Regions from separate parts of the Homo sapiens genome. Here region 2 is linked to region 1. The links are chromatin loops, found by intact Hi-C in ENCODE. Cell type or tissue: ascending aorta. All regions are shown on one strand.

What was found. Peaks named below come from ENCODE experiments on the same cell type or tissue, not always from the same donor. Only the 100,000 strongest peaks of a DNase experiment are listed, where the experiment ranks them.
Region 2: a loop joins it to region 1, with 2.6 times the contacts of the local background. A loop is called at or near these places in 2 of 110 quality-filtered maps.

The regions. Positions count from the first base shown.
Region 1 is chr2:136,762,269-136,770,268 of GRCh38, reverse strand. THSD7B (thrombospondin type 1 domain containing 7B) reads right to left here and starts at 4,724. Exons shown (of 28, transcript NM_001316349.2): 1 at 4,582-4,724. RefSeq lists an enhancer at 4,241-4,742. In ascending aorta, a CTCF peak has its summit at 4,851 (motif pointing left); a DNase peak (open chromatin) is centred at 5,643; H3K4me3 peaks cover 3,195 bases; H3K27ac peaks cover 2,093 bases.
Region 2 is chr2:136,649,290-136,657,289 of GRCh38, reverse strand. No RefSeq gene overlaps it. Among named protein-coding and RNA genes, the nearest start is that of THSD7B, 110 kb to the left of the region's middle. In ascending aorta, no CTCF peak of the experiment used is centred here; a DNase peak (open chromatin) is centred at 3,249; H3K27ac peaks cover 4,220 bases.

The sequences.
Region 1 (8,000 bases):
TTCATGTATGCATACTACATGGTATGCTTTTTAAAATAACCATCTGAAAGAACTCAAAATTAAAATATGCATTGCTACAAAGCTGCAGTCTAAGACTAAGGCAATCGTGCCTAACTGCCACGAAGTTCAGAGCCTTACTCAACATTGTGATTTTTCCAGAAGTAATGAGCTGTTCGCTAACATAACACTAGGACACAAATCAGCAGCCAGCCCTCATGCAGGCAAGTGGAACACGGCCATGAGTTTCTTCCAAGTCAAGGCATTGAAAAATCGTTTGTGCATTAGTTACTTAGGATTCTGTTTTTAGCTATGGCATGTTTAATTACAAGAGGCTCATAATTAAAATATGCCCAGAAAGGCAAAATCAAAAGCGAGCATCATGTCCCTTGCTGCAAAACACCTAAGTTCAACAATGATAGCCTTTTTTATTCATGCAGGAAACATTTTCACACTTTCACAGATCTCCACATCTAGGTCAATGTCTAACCTTTTCTAGTAGGTGGACCTCTTCTTTTTAACGTCAAAAAATTCTACTGATTTCCACATCACAGCAAAGAGTTGTGTTTTTAGAATCCATAAATTGCAAAAATACCTAGTAACCAAAAATTAATATGAATTTAGCGATGCTTTTATACATACTGTGTTTTAGTCATCACAACAGTATATACACACTTAAAGTAGTTCTTATAGATGCCAGATGACTTCATTGTTCAGCTTACAAACCACGCTTAGATTCAACTCCTGTTACCAAAAGCATGAGTCCCTACCAGCAGTGAAACTATTCTACAGCATCTCTAGAGTTAGTTTCAAAGTTTTACCAAAAGATACGGAGTAATTGGGTTTCACTAATATCTGATTTTCCCTTTCAAATGAAATGCTTGATGTGGTAGCAACAAAATGATCATACTAAATCACCGGTGGACTATAACCTGGCAAAATAACTACGTCTCTATATTTTGTATAACTAGCCCATACCAGGATTCATGGCTTAGAATGAAAGCATAAATGTAGGAATTCAGTGGCTGGGATTCCTATTTCCTTTTGTCAAGAGATACTTACAAGATGACCAAAAACTACCTAATCCTCCTTGGCTTCATTTCAAAAATAGCCACTGTTAGCTCTCAAGAATAACCACCCATGAACATCCTACTAAAACGTCCACAAAATAATCTCGGTAGATGGAGAAGTTTTAAAGGGTGGGAATAGAATGCTTATCATCTTGGAGCACAGGTGCCTGTGATTTTAGATCTGTTAAACTACAGACCCCACTAAAATTCACAATAGTAAATTTCTAGACTAGAAGTGGAGTTAAAAATCCCTCTACTTTCACAGGTTTAACGTGCTAATTATCACTTAGATATTAATCTTGTTAACAGCTCTAAATTAAGGACCTGTGTTATATTTAGGAAGCTGCCTGGTGTTAAAGTTAATGAAGCAGCTTCTTTTATAGTTATATACTGGGAAACATTTTCTTTTGAAAATATGAAGCACTTATGTGCAATCCATATTCAAAAATCCAACAGCATATCTAAGTAACTCATGTAGTTTTTGATAATACAATACCCAATAGTTATTCAAAGACCCAGCCTTTATGCTTTGTCTGTAGAGCATCTCTGAAGCCTTAATAGTGCTATTCTTTTTTTCCCATCAACTAATATAGTTGTCACTACTTAGAATTCTTTAATCTGTTTGTCTTAATCATGTATTTAATATATTGTATCATTTGTCATTTTCACAGTTAACTAAATAAGACCAGTCAAATATTCTTCATCATTCTATTCAAACTTTTGACATAATGTTATTACTTTAATGCCTAATCTTTGTAAAGTGTGCAGAACAGCAGAATTGAAGTTTTGGCAAGACTTTTTTTCTTTAAAGGAATCATACAACTCCAGTTTCAATTTGTGAAGTATAATTAAAGTGAGTTGACATGCTTTAGAATTGTTCTTGTTTGGACATTCTCCCTCCTTTAACTTAGAGCCTATCTTTTTATTCTGCTTTTTCGGTCTATCATTTAAGGACAACATTCTTTTTGCTGATATTAACAAAAGAGTTATTCCTTCAGAAATAGGATCTGTAGCAAGCAGACAAGGTCCTTCATAGCCCTTCTGATGAAGTACAATTTAGTACCATTTTCCTTTCATTCCTTCCCTACTTTCTCTCAAAAGGCACACTCAGCAGAGAACAGAAAGGTACCTCTCGTTACCAATTTGTTAATGTCAGTCTTCAAACAGTAGAGTCTGTATTTACATTGTTTATATGATCGGTAATTATTTTCTACCTGTCTAACAGTGTTCCTCTTTCTTAGCCTTTCAACTCTCTAACAATCAACAACTTTGATGGAAAACAATGGGCCAGAAGATTAAGAAATATTGTAAGATCATTTCTCAAGTATTGATTTAAATATTAAGGTTGACATAAAGTGAGCTCATCGTATTATGAACCCTCAAAACAGACTATCAAAGTCCACCAACAGTAGACAGCCCTTTCCTGGACCACGTATCTCCAAGCCCTTATCACAGATTAATCTAGAATATCCAAAACCCTGAATGGTTTGTAGGTGTTCAGGGCTGCTGGATCTGTCTGTGCTGATTTATACGAGACTATCCGATGTTTTTAAAGTCAACAATGACACCTACAATTTTTTCAGAAGTATCTGTGTATATTGTTACAGTGTCAGAAGAATTTTCTTCATAATTTTTTTCACTTAAATTTGCATGAAAAAGAGTTTCTAACCCTCAACTCTCAGCAGGTAGATGAAGAAAACACACACACACAAATACACACAACACACACACACACACACACACACTTCCCAGGGATAGAAAATAAAACAATTCCAGGGAATCTACCAGATTAGATCAACTACCCTCAGAAAACAGAGAACTGGCCACATTACTTTTCAAAAGAAGACTCCTATTATTAATGGCACTAAGGTTTAAAAACAGCAGTCTGTCAAAGTGAAGCCTCAAGACAGAAACTTTATAAACAGCTTTTAACCCACAAAGACACGAGCTTTCACTCACCACTGAGTAAGACTTCTTGATTTGGTTAGTAACACCCTAAGTGGCTTTCAGGAAGCCTTCACCAACTGCTGAGTAGACAGTCAAGAGCACAAAAAGGCTTCCCTGGAGATTACCTCCTCCTAGTTACTCGAGAAACTCAGATTGCCCTGACACTGCCAGACAAATAACTGTATCCCTTTGACATCCAAAGATTACCTGTCAAAAGGAAACTCCAAACACACACGTTCACACGCACGCGCATGTATACACACACACACAAACACACACACACCCCACCACAGTCTGGTTGGCATGAGCCCTACCTGCATGGGTTACCATTTCCATGATAACAGAGCACTCACAGGTGTACCGCTGAGAAACACCAGGCAGACCGTCATTTAAAGAGCTCCAAGGAGTCTGAGGGTGGGAAACTGCCGGCTTTCAGCAGACCACCCTGGCAATGAACAGAGCGCCAAGGAACCCTGGTATCTTCCGTAGAATATGCCACGGTCCCATAATCTTAGTGGAACTTCACCTTGACTGTACAGTATTGAATCGCAATACCTCTTATGGGAAGCTCTGAGCTCAGACATTCCAAAAGAAAAAAGTACCACCTTCGCCAACGAAAGTTTTTTTCTTGTCTTTAAAAAGGGATAGAGTGAGAGAGCTTAACGCCCCCTCCTCAACATTCCCTCGTCCCCTGCAAAGTTTTCCAACTTCAAAATACGCGGTCACCAAAGAGCGGGGTTCATTTGCTTATTCAAATAACTTTAATACTATGGGACATGTAAGACAGCAAAGGGGACAGGTGCAGATGGGCGATGCAGTAGAAAATATGCCTGTCCCCCCCTCCCTGCCCCTCACTCTCAAGCCCCGTTCCCAGTTTCCTCTCCACAAACAGCAGGATATCACGTCCGAGCCCAGCTTGCCCCTAGCCACTCGCAGGGACAGGGGAAATGTAAACTGTTGCTACAGCCTCCTGACACTCCACCGATAAATCAGAGGAAGCTGCAAAACTTCTTGGCTTGCTCAGCTATCCTCCACTGGCACTGAACGCCTATGCACAGATTTCGCAGTCAGCGCTACGGGAAAGGAAACCCTCAGTCAACCTGTTTGCAAAGCCTGCAGAACAACTCCCGGCCTTTCGATTTTGGGCGCCGAGGCTCTCCGCGCAGGACGGGAAACCCCCGGTTTCCTTCATCAGTATCCCTCAAACCAAGCTGGAGGTGAAGGGAACAGAGCTCCTGCTGCCCGGGTCCCAAGGTTCGGTCCCGTTGCATGAGGTCGGTGCTCAGGTCGCCGCGTGGGGCGTCCCCGCCCGCCTAGAGGGTCTCCGCACACTGCGCCCCGGGCAGCCCACGCTTCCCGCAGCCCCAAGCCAGAGGCGTCCGAGAAGATCCGCTTCCAAGTTCCCGCGTCTGGCTGGGAGAAGGGGCGACGATGGCTGTCCGGCGAGGAAAGAGCAAAGTCTGCGCCGGCAGCGCGCCCCCTTCCCCGGCGCTGCCACCCCGCGCCCCAGTCGGCCGGCCAGGGGGCCCGGCATCCCCGACTCGGGGCTCCGCGTGCTTGCACTCACCCGTCTCGCCAGAGCCGCCGCCGTAACCTCTGGGAGCCGCTGAGCCCCGAGCTTCCCGAGCGCAAGAAAGATGGTGGTGTGTGTCGGAAGACCACCCATTCCAGCGTCTGGCAACCCGGCGGCGACTCTGGCTCCTCAGCACTGAAGGAGGAGGAGGAGGAAGAGAAGGAGGAGGAGGAAGAGAAGGAGGAGGAGGAGGAGGAGGAAGGAACGGCGCAGTCAGACGCCATCTGCTGTACACCTCTGCGCAGCCATTGGCTGCCTGGTGCGTCCGAGAGCCGCGGGGCGCGGGGCCGCGGGGAGCCACCTTGCGCCTCGCCTACCCCGGCAGCTGTTCCCCACCGCCCCCTCTTTCTCCCCCCTCTCCTCCGCCTCCTACCGCCTCTGCCGCGCACCCGCACGACCCTCGGCTCAGCCTGCTCCCCAAGGCGAGCGACCGCGGGCGCGCTGGCCTGGACCTCAGTTCCTCTGCTCCCCGCAACTGTTTGCCGCAACTTTGAAGCTTCGGGGTGCCGGTGCGGGCTGGGTAAGGGGACTCCCCAGCTGAGCTCAGCCCGGAGTACCCAAGCCACTGAGCCCAGGAGAGGGTCGAGCGCTTTGCGCCTCGGAGGTCCATGAAGTGATGGGGGAAGAGAGCAAGAAAGAGTGGGGGTGCCCTAGGCCCCTGTTGATAACGCGCCCCAACACGCACACATGCGCGACACTCCGACACACAGTAAAACACACACACCGAGCCATCCCGCAAGGTCCGGATGGTCTGGCGTTCCTCTGCAGTCCCCGGGCACGAGAGGGCTTCGGTGTTACTAGGAGAAAAGACAAAGAAAATCCTATCTGGGGAGTACCCCTAGCAGCATACGTGGGGGAGAGAGAAAGGGAAACATTGTGGTGACTCCGGGAAACGCCGGGAGCTGGGTGCATACCTGCCTGGACATCCCCCCTGTTGCGGGGCTCCCAGCGACTGTCAGCCCACGCCCACCAGAGCCTGGGAAAACCCCTAGCTCTGGGGCCTCTGTTTAAAGGATTTGCAGTCCCGGGGCGCGGGGACCGGAGTTGCGGGAAGGAGCGCCTTAGGCTCCTGGGTAGCTCATGCCGGAAGCAGCAAAGGAGGTGGAGAGTCCGAGTCAGCCCAGGTGAGGCAGGAGTGCAGACAGCGGAGAGCACGTGGGCAGTCGAGGAGCAGAGTCACAGCTCAGAAAGTCGTTTGCTTACTCTCTGACACTTGTTCCAAACCCTTCTGGTTTTTGACACCTTTGATCTAGGGAACTTCTTAAGCTTGTTCAGAGAGATGAAGTTGCTTCAAAAGGGAGAAGGGGCGGGGGGAAGCATGAGGACTACCTATTGCCAATTACAGGATATTTTGCCTGTCAAATCTCTTTAAATGTGTGAGCCCAGCGACAGCAGGGATTGTATCTTTTCTATTTTATCCAATGCCTGGCACACCATGGGTGCTTAAAATGAAGCAAAATAATAATGATAAAATTAAAGCTTGATGTCATAGAGCAAATTAGATTCAAGAGATAAATAGAGAAGCTAGGATCTGTCACAGATAAAAAGAAATCAAAAGAATGTAAGTGCCATTGTAAAGAAAGATGTGAATATATTGGTAAGGGGCTTCAACTCAGCTTGCTGTGGGATGATGGGTTCTGAAAGCAGGGAAGCCTTACTTAATATTTTAAACAGCAATCGCTATTCTCCCACTACAGTCACATTCTGGGTTATGCTTTTTTTTTTTCCTGACATCACTGTCTTAAAAATAAATCAGCTGCCAACCAGATCCCAGAATATTTTCTTAAATCCAAGACCATGATTTATTACTCTCAAGAGATAAAAGGCCAATCCTGTGACCCAGGGGAGAGAGAAACTGGTCCATTATGTTTTATTGTAATCTCAATATATACAGATCAATAGCCAATGAGTCTCATTTAAGTAACTTCAGGAACAACAGCCAAAGAAAAACATTTCTGTTTTCTTGAACTATTATACCCAGGCTTCCCAGGTTTCAGTTTTCCCAGAATCAATGCTGCATTTTCAGGCCACACCCCCTGCACACACACCCCCATATGGGAGAAAGACTTGTGTTTGCAATCTGTCTGGAAAAAAAGATATCAAGGATGACTTCTGAGTATGGCATGTATGGACATCTTAGTAGTTATTTGTCCCCCTCCCTCACCAGAGACAATGATACGTATATTTTCCTTTAGGCTGGCAATTTGCTTTCAACGTGCATTCTGATTTAATATGCCAGCCCATTCTCATTAACCCTTTGCTCTACGTCAGCAATCACTTACGATACCCAAGAATACTTTGATTCTTAAGACACAACTTTTCTCCTCTGAGGCATTGTTTGTGTTTGGTCTCCTGGTTTTTGAATCTAGGATATGAGATTATAGTCATATGGTAATTCTGTTGGGCTTCTTAAAATAAAAAAGGAGAATGAAATCTAAATTATTTTTGAAAAATAAAGAACCATGAATGTTAAACTTGTTACATTTGATTCCTTTAGAGAACAATCACTTTTCATTAAGGCACTGCTGACAACATATATTTCAGTATAGTCAAAGAGTATAAGATGTCTGAACTTTATCTGTGTGATTACATACAAATTTTGTAGACGGAGAATGCAAGCACAAGACTCATTCTAACTTTCTCTTTCCATTTCTAGCTCAAATTCCCAATTTATATTTTAAATGTATATTTTACTCATAATATGAGTTTCTTGCCAACATAGTTAGCTTTGGTTCTTAATAAAAACACTGCTCTCAAAATCTAGATTAGGTTAGAAACATTAAAAGGATAACCTAGGCAGGGAAAGGAATATTAGTAATGAAGACCGTAAGAGCAGGAACAGAAATTTTTAAAAATAAGTGAACAAAGAAAGGATTTGGAAGAAGGTAGGCTTGATTAAAAAAAAACAAAGGTGGCATCATTATGTGTAAGAAATAGTTGAATGTGCCAGGGTTGGAAAATAAGCTTGAGATTAGAAATTCCCATAATCCTGCACACACAGATGCCAAAGGCCCCAATCACCACCAGACTTCCAATGAGAATGAACAAAACAAAAATACAATGGCAGAAGAGAGGGGATAGAAGGAGAAAGTCTGTTGAGATTAGGTCTCCATTGGGAAGACCTAATGAGTCTTCCCATTAAGGAATCACGGAGAAAAGTAACCCTATGCTAGCCAAGTACAGGCAGAGTGTAAATTTACATTTTTGTTGTTGTCGTGTGTGTTTGCCACTGCTTTTTCTGAACATGATGTTCTCCATATAGTCTAACAAGCTTGGATGGGAAAGTGCTATGGAAATGAAATAAACAATCAGTGGCATTAAACAAGGAAGAGCTAAAGAAGGCACATAGATAAAGAAGCCCAATCTAAAACACAAGTGATAAATGCAAACATAAGCCAGTATCTTGGACTTGC
Region 2 (8,000 bases), 110 kb after region 1:
CCACAGAATTGCCTTCCTTTACGCTCACTCTACACTGAGGAGCAATATAAAAGAGTTCTCCATTTTCCCTAACTTTTATCAAAACTTAGCCATTCTGTGTTCCAGGTCCATATTTTATTCCAGCTGATCTAACAAACTGTTAAGAGTTAACAAGTCCAGGGAAGTCTATAGCTTAGGCTGAATCTTTGTGCCGCTACTGCATAACACACAGTCTTATTCTGACAGAGGCTGATAATAACTAGCAAACACAAGTGGTAAGAGGTGGTATTTTAAGACTGCAAGAGTCTTCAAATCAAAATAAATAGGTGACATGTGCCTAGGTCTTATTACATGGGTATATGAAAATAACTTACATGCCTTACCCCTCCATGACAGTCAGAAGAAATCAAAGAATCTTCCTTCCCATGGCCACAGCCAGGACACTCTAGACTTGGCCCCATTTACTGAATAGAGTGAGGGCCTCCTGTATGCACAGAGATGTTCTTCAAACAACATGAAGCCATTTTTTTCACACAAATAATTGTTGAGTATCTGCTCTTCATTAGGCCTGTGCTAAATACTAGGTGACAATGATGAATAGGACAAATTCCCTGCCCTCATGGGCATATAATCTAGTAAGAGAGACAGACATTAAAAAGGCAATTACAATAAAGTATATTAGGAGCTATTATAGGGAAGGAACAGGAAGTTCACAGCCCACATCCCAGGGTTAGAATACCTGCACCAGGGGTTTATTGCACCTTTTCTCCCTCTGTGGTCAACCACATTGACTCTTCCCCCTCCATACCAGTATCTTATTTCATGGAAAAAAGACTTGAGTTTCATCACTATAGACACTGCTGATATATGCCTTCTGTGTGCTGAAGACAGTCCATAGGAAAAGGATTTTTGAATACCAAGGGCCCAATTAATATTTGTTGACTTTAATGATGGAAATTGTAAAAAAAAAAAAAAAAAAAAGAGTCTAAAGTATATGAAACTTCAGTGACATTCTCAGTGAGCTTTAATTCTCACCAAAACTGGGAATCTCACATCCAGAATCATGCGAAGATGCTCCACCCACAAATTAAACTACACAAGGAAGTTTGTTTTGCTTTTTCTTATCAAGACCCTCTTTTCTCCATTCATCAAAATTTTGTTCCAAGCCCTCAGCCTCCCCCTTTACAATCTAAACTTCGTAGAGTCAGATTTGCATCTAGCACACCAGGGAGACCAGCTCAAGTCCCCATATAGGACACACTGGACATGGACCTTGGATGATTGAAATGAGGAGGGAATCCTCTCTTCATTTGTTTGCAGATGATCCATTTTAGGCTAGGGAGAACTCTTCTTGGAATGCCTTCAGCCTATTGAGGGCCAAGTAGGAAACTGTGGTATAACCCAAAAAGGAAACAGCTAGGAGGCCACTGAAGGGATGATTCTACTCTAGGTTTTAGGTGTTAAGGATCACAGGGGAAGAAACTCAAGGTCACAAACGGTTCAGTTCACATAACCAGAGCAGAAGTGCAGCTAGGACCTGGTGTAGAAACTGGAGAGAAATGAGTTATTCGTCTGAAGTGGTTTCTCTTGTGTCTTTTTTAGTACTTCAAGGGAGCTGGATGACTTGAGACTTTGGGATTCTGGACGTCAGTGTCCTTTGAGGAAGTGACCAACAAACTAGGGGGAGGAAGTGAAGACAGGAGCGAAGAATATGGGGGTGAAGGCGGCGGTGGGCATAAAGAGGTGTTGTTAGTGTCTCTGGGTTCAGGTTACAGCTCCCTTGCCCAGGGAGGGGGCAGATGACAGCCCCTTGTTTTAGCCTCAGGTACTTACTACCCTACCGTTTGTGATTTCCCCACATCCTGCCTACTTCTTTAGAGATAATCTCTTTATTAAACTCTCCTCAAGTTACCCACTTTGAGTAAGCTATGTCCTGCCTTTGACATAGCTTGACATGTAATTTAAGAAAATTCATAGATGAGTTGAAGGGGTTTGACAAAGATATTAGAGAAGAAAGGGACATCAAGTTGTGGGAAGAACATAAGCAAAGGCATGAAGAGAAACTAGGAGGCATTAGAAAGAAGGGTGGAGCCGGATGACTAAAGGCCTTCTATTTCATGCTAAGAAATTTTTTACTTGGCCCTATAGCCACTAAAGTGCAAAGCACAATCAGTGTTACAAATCTGGGATGGAAGTATGAGAACAAAAGCAGGAAATCCTACAGGGTCCTACAGAAGTCCAGATGAGAAATGTTTTGAAATATGTTGTAGAAATTGTGTTTTCTTTCTCAATTAAGGGTCTTCATCTATATACACAGTTCACTAAAAGGCATATGAAAGAGAGAGGTATCAAACAAAAAAAAAGTTAAGGAGATGGAAATAACAGTGAAAATTAGGTCAAGAGATTAAAGACAACTAGAAATGTGTGCTAGCTCCCAGATTTCTCACTAGGGAAGATAATTGTACCATTAAGACTGAGGATCTAAGAGCAGGAAGAGATTTAAGGAAGAAAATAGATAGTTCTGTGTTCTCCTTTGGCCAGTAGATAGAAGGAGGGACAAAAAATACAACCAGCCTAGAAACAATACACATCATTTAAAATTTAAGAGCATGCTTTGGTTATGCAGATTCAGCTTAAGGAAGTGATCCATCCTTCAGCCAGGCAAGACCATCAGAAAAGAAGTGTGGTTCTTATGGTCAGCTCAGAGGTCCTTCACACAGCCTGGCTCCTCTGAAAGTATCCATGTGCACTTCCTCTCTGTTCCTGGTGCTTCCAATATGAATTCTGTGCATATCTGTGTGAAGCGGCCTTTTAAAGTAAAGACTGTCAACTGTGAGACTGTGGGGACAGTAATAGCAAAATATGAGGGAAAAATGTTTTCATTTTCCGTCTGAAAATTGTAGTTTCACTTGTAAGATGTGACACATTTAATTTTAATGAATTGGGAATCGAAGTGTGTTTTTAATCAATTTCTCAGTATGATAGTATGTTGAGAGACAGGCAAGTGACTAAAGGGCAGAAGAAATGAAGAAGGTGATTGTGAGAATTGTTACTCCCATTCTCTAGCCCCCTCCAGCAAAGGAAGTGGTTATATTTGGAAATCCTAAGTTATCTCAAATATTTTCCATCCTGTTTCTTCCAGAAGAACAAAGCTCTGAATAGCTAAGAGTTTGGATTTGATATGCAATTTCTTGGCCAGAAGGTTGTCTCAGAAGCAAAGTAATGGACCAAGTCTAGACTCGACTGTTGGAGACAAGCCAGTGGTCTATAAACAGCAGTACACACACAGCTGAACACCAGCTCGCCAGTTCCCAGAATAGGAGGGGATTCTCCAGTTTGATGCTTTCATTAGGCATGTGATTCTTTCCAAACTTAGATTAGGAACTGGGGAGACTCCAAACAATAAATTTCATGGCCAAATCAAAGAAACAACAAAAGGGATGAAAGACATGGCATATTTTCATCCCATATTCATTATTCTATACCTGAGTCCTTTTTTTTGGAATGTGAAATGATTTTTTAAAAATTTTTTTAAGTTCCGGATACATGTGCAGGTTTGTTACATAGGTATACGTGTGCCATGGTGGTTTGCTGCCTCTATCATCCCTCACCTAGGTTTTAAGCCCCACATGCATTAGCTATTTGTCCTGATGCTCTCCCTCCCGTCACAACCCCAGTGTGGCCCCGCCAGACACTGACAGGCCCCGGTATGTGTTATTCCCCTCCCTGTGTCCATGTGTTCTCATTGTTTAACTCCCACTTATGAGTGAGAACATGCGGTGTTTGGTTTTCTGTTCCTGTTATACCTGAGTTCTTTAACCCTTTTACTCTCCCTCATCACTTACACTCCTGATAATCCAACGCCTAATCACACCTCAAAACCCAACTTAGTAGTTAGAAACCATGTAAACCATTTCCTTCATAAACCTCCTAAATCCAAACTCAGTCTCCCCCTAACCACCTCTGGAATTTGTCACCATATCTGCCCCTGTTATTCCCTTCATCACACAGAATAGAATCTACCATTTGTATGTCTGTCTTCTCTACTAGACTTTGTTTTTCTTGAGGCAGACCATATGTCGTATTCATCATTGTCCTAGTGCCTGGCCCAGGTCTGGCACTTAATAGATGTCCAGGGAGTGTGTACAGTGAGTTGAATGTAGGCACACTGAGTGCTTACAATTGGCCAGACCCTGTGCTAGAGGATCAGACACCAATGGGCAAAGGAGAAAACTTGGTTATGTTATGACAGGCAATTTCTAAGCACTCTATATACATTCACTTATTTTACCCTCATGGGAAGCATACACAAGAGATAAAATTAAGATTTCCATTTACAAAGGAGAAAATTGAGGCATAGATTTGGAACTAGGAAGTCTGCATCCAAAGTCCATCCCTTTAACCTCTATGCCTTGCTGTTCTCAGTAAAACCAACTTCATTTGTAAAGTACATTCCTTTGGCAAAGGTTTCCCATACATTTTTCTCTTGTAGTCAACCTTATTCTATAGCTGGTGACATGCTGTAATATAATAGTCTTAGTCTTCTTCTGGACTCCCGAACACTCATTTAGTCAAAGGATTATTTTCCTCTGGAGTCCGTCTTGTGGCCCGGTCTCCTAACAGGCCTCCAGGGCTGACCCATCTTGTTGGGAAAGCTAGGTGCAGGAAAACACACAAAACTCTGCTATGCAAAACTACTCCTATGGTGAAGCCCCTGGAAAACATTTGTCTAAATCCCCAACACTCACTTGGCCTCCTCCTGAGAGCTGGAAAGTACACACCACTCCTTGGCCAGTGTGTTTCTGTTTAGCTATACTGACAACATTGCCATTAAGGACAGGAGATTGTAATGTGTGGCATGAAAAGCCAGTGTGCTCTAATTCAAATCTGAATCAAAAAACATCACAGCAAGGAAAACACTCATCTTGGAACATCTATATTAATGAATTTAATCACATTTATCCTGCCCTGTCAGATGTGTGATTCAATATGCAAATTAAATATTTAGATAACAGTCTGTGAAGATTACTATGTTTGCTTAATAAATTAGTATTTTCTAAAACATTATGAAAAAGGAATATTATAAAAAGAATGCTGTGTAATCAACCTATCAGGCATAACCTATCTTTAATAGTCACCAGTTTCCACAAAAGGCAAGAAAAGCCTGCATGAGTTTCAGTTTTAACATCAAAATTAGATTTCTGAGGATTAACCTATCTTCTCATATTTAATGAATATTGACATGTAGCCACTGTCTGTTTTCAGCTTCAAAATCAAGGTTGGTGCCAAAACAGTAATAAAACCAGCAGAAAACAATGAGTGAAAGACAGGATGAAAGTTGATGTAATCTCTCCCTTTCTGAGCAAGGACTTGTGCTTTTGTAAACTTTTTAATGAATATGAATCCCAATGATCAGACTGACCTTCTCCAGATGGTTCCTGAAGTAGGGGGGAGATCTCTCCGCCGACTCCAGCAGTGGTTCCAGAGATACACAAACAGGATCAGCTTAGCCCCAGCCAGGCCTGTGACAGTGCTGACAGCTGGATAATCCCCCAAATGACAGTTCTTACAGAATATTTTGGTTCGATACTAGCACCTTCCCCCAGCACTCTGAGAACAATTGGCTCCCTCCTTGCTAATAACCATCACTGTTATTACTCAGCCCTTGTCATTTATCAACTAGATGGCTGCAAGCCCTACAAAATGTGTTTTCCTGTATCTGATTCCATACCTCTGGGTCATTCTCCTAGGTATGTCTAGAATGATCTTTCTGAAGCATGAATCTGGCCATGTAAGTTTCCCATTATACTTCCTTCAGAGGCTCCCCTGTTTCAAGAAGGACTGCCAAACTTTGCGATTTGACCAAAGCTCCAGAAAATCTCACCTCTCCAGAGACATTTTTTGTGCTTTCCAAATACTCTTAGCTCCAAGTAATTTGCTTACATTTTTCCACTAGTTTTTGCTCATGGTGTTTTCTTTATCTAAAATGTTCTTTTTCATACCCCTTGTGTCCTTCCTCTCAAGATGGTCAAAGATTATACTTACCTTAGCAAACTCAGTTCAAACATTTCCTGGGCTGCATCCTTCAGATTGGATAGGAGACATTCCTGTATCTCTCTCCTTAGTTCCTTATTGCCTTGTGCATACTTTGACTAAAACATTTATGCTACTCTGTTTATTCAGTTAGTCAACTAACACTTACTGAGCAATTGACAACTAAAGGCTAGACTCTGTACTCATGGCACATGTTCTCTCAATGAACAAGAGTCCCTGTCTCAAGAAGCTTCTAGTGAGACAGACAGGCAAATACACAACCATTGCAACACCCCTTGATAAGTGCTATGCTGAAAACTTCAGAAAGCTATGGAAGGAATAGGAGAGCCAACTAGCCCAGATTTTGTGGGGAGGGAAGAGGTAAGTCAGGAAAAATTTCATGGTGCAGGAACTCAAGATGAGAAGAACGTATAGGAATGGTTTAAATAAAAGGAATGGAAAAGAAGTTGAAACAACCAAGAAAAAGACTTAGGGGTGAAAGCAGAAGAAAACCAGGGCTAACAAAATAGACTTGGGAGGAAAAATGAAGGGCTCTACTTTAGACTTATTTTGGCTGGGATGTCTGTGATACTTAGGTAACTGGTACTTGAATACAGCCTCTCCACCATTCTTTCTACTCTCTTTTTCTGGAACTTGAGTGCAAACTCAAAGAAGCATTCTAGGTTAGTGATATAACCCTAACCTAGAAATCATCAGCATAAATATGGTACTTAAATGCACACAAGCTGATAAAATGAGCTAGGAGAGAAAAAACTGGTGTAGGGCCAGTCATGATGTATGATCTTCTTTGCACATTGCTGGATTTATTTTGGAACTTTTTGGTGAGGACTTTCATATATACGTTCATGAATGAGATTAGCTTGCAATTTTCTTATTTGTACTGTCCTGGTTTGGTGTTTGATTCAAGGTGTACAGTTTTTCTACCAATTCTGGAAATTTTTTCATCTGCTATTACTTTGAATATTGCCTCTCCACCATTCTCTCTAGTCTCTCATTTTGGAACTTCAATTAGACAGATGCAGAATCTTTAAATATCATCTTCTGTGTCTCTTAACCCCTTTCATATCTTCTATCCCTTTGCCTCTCTAAACTTCACTCAGGCTAATTGCTTCAGATCTATTTTCTGGAAGATTAATTCTCTCTTCATTTGTGTCCAATCTGCTGTTTAGTCTGTAAATATGGTTTTTTAATTTCAATTTTATTCTTTTAATTTCTAAGTATTCTGTTTGTTTCCTTTTTCCCAAATCTTCCTGGTCATATGTTTTGACGCTTTTTCATCCTTCTCAGCTTTCTTTAAATATATAAAACATACGTTGGTATCAGATTATTATAATATTTGCATTCTTTGTGGGTCTGACTCTATAGCTTTTTCTTTCTATTGACGCTTACTCATGATGGATTTTTTTTCTTGTATATTTGGTGATTTTTAACTAAAAGTTCTAATTCCTTTAAACTTTTTTACAGAAATTTTGGAACCTGAATCGTAAGTGTGTTTTTTCATAGAGGTTTGCCTTTGTTTCTGCCAAGCTCTTGTGGCCACTGTCAAGCCAGAGGCTCATGATGTCTGATGAGTTTGTGTGCTTTGTGTCTTGCTTTTCATTTTAATAACACAGTTGGTATGAATTCTGCCCTTAAAGCTGAAAGGCAGGCACATGAGATAGGAATTCTTAGTGGAGCTTGCTTTCTTTTTATTTTTACTCCATGCTGAAACAAGGCAGAGAAGGCAATTCTCCTTCAGTAAGGCAGATTATGTTCTAGTTCACCTACCAAACATGTTGTCCTTTGAGAACTGTAGCTTCATGCAAGAGTTTCTAATCCAACTTCCCAACCTGTTAAGGCTCCAAGCTTTATCACCTGCACACTGTGCATCCTCACAGTGTCTGAAAACCCAGGATCTTGGATACCAGAGCTCGGAGCTTTTAATACGCACGGGGAAGTGTAGTCTGCATGTAGGTGCCTTTGAAGAT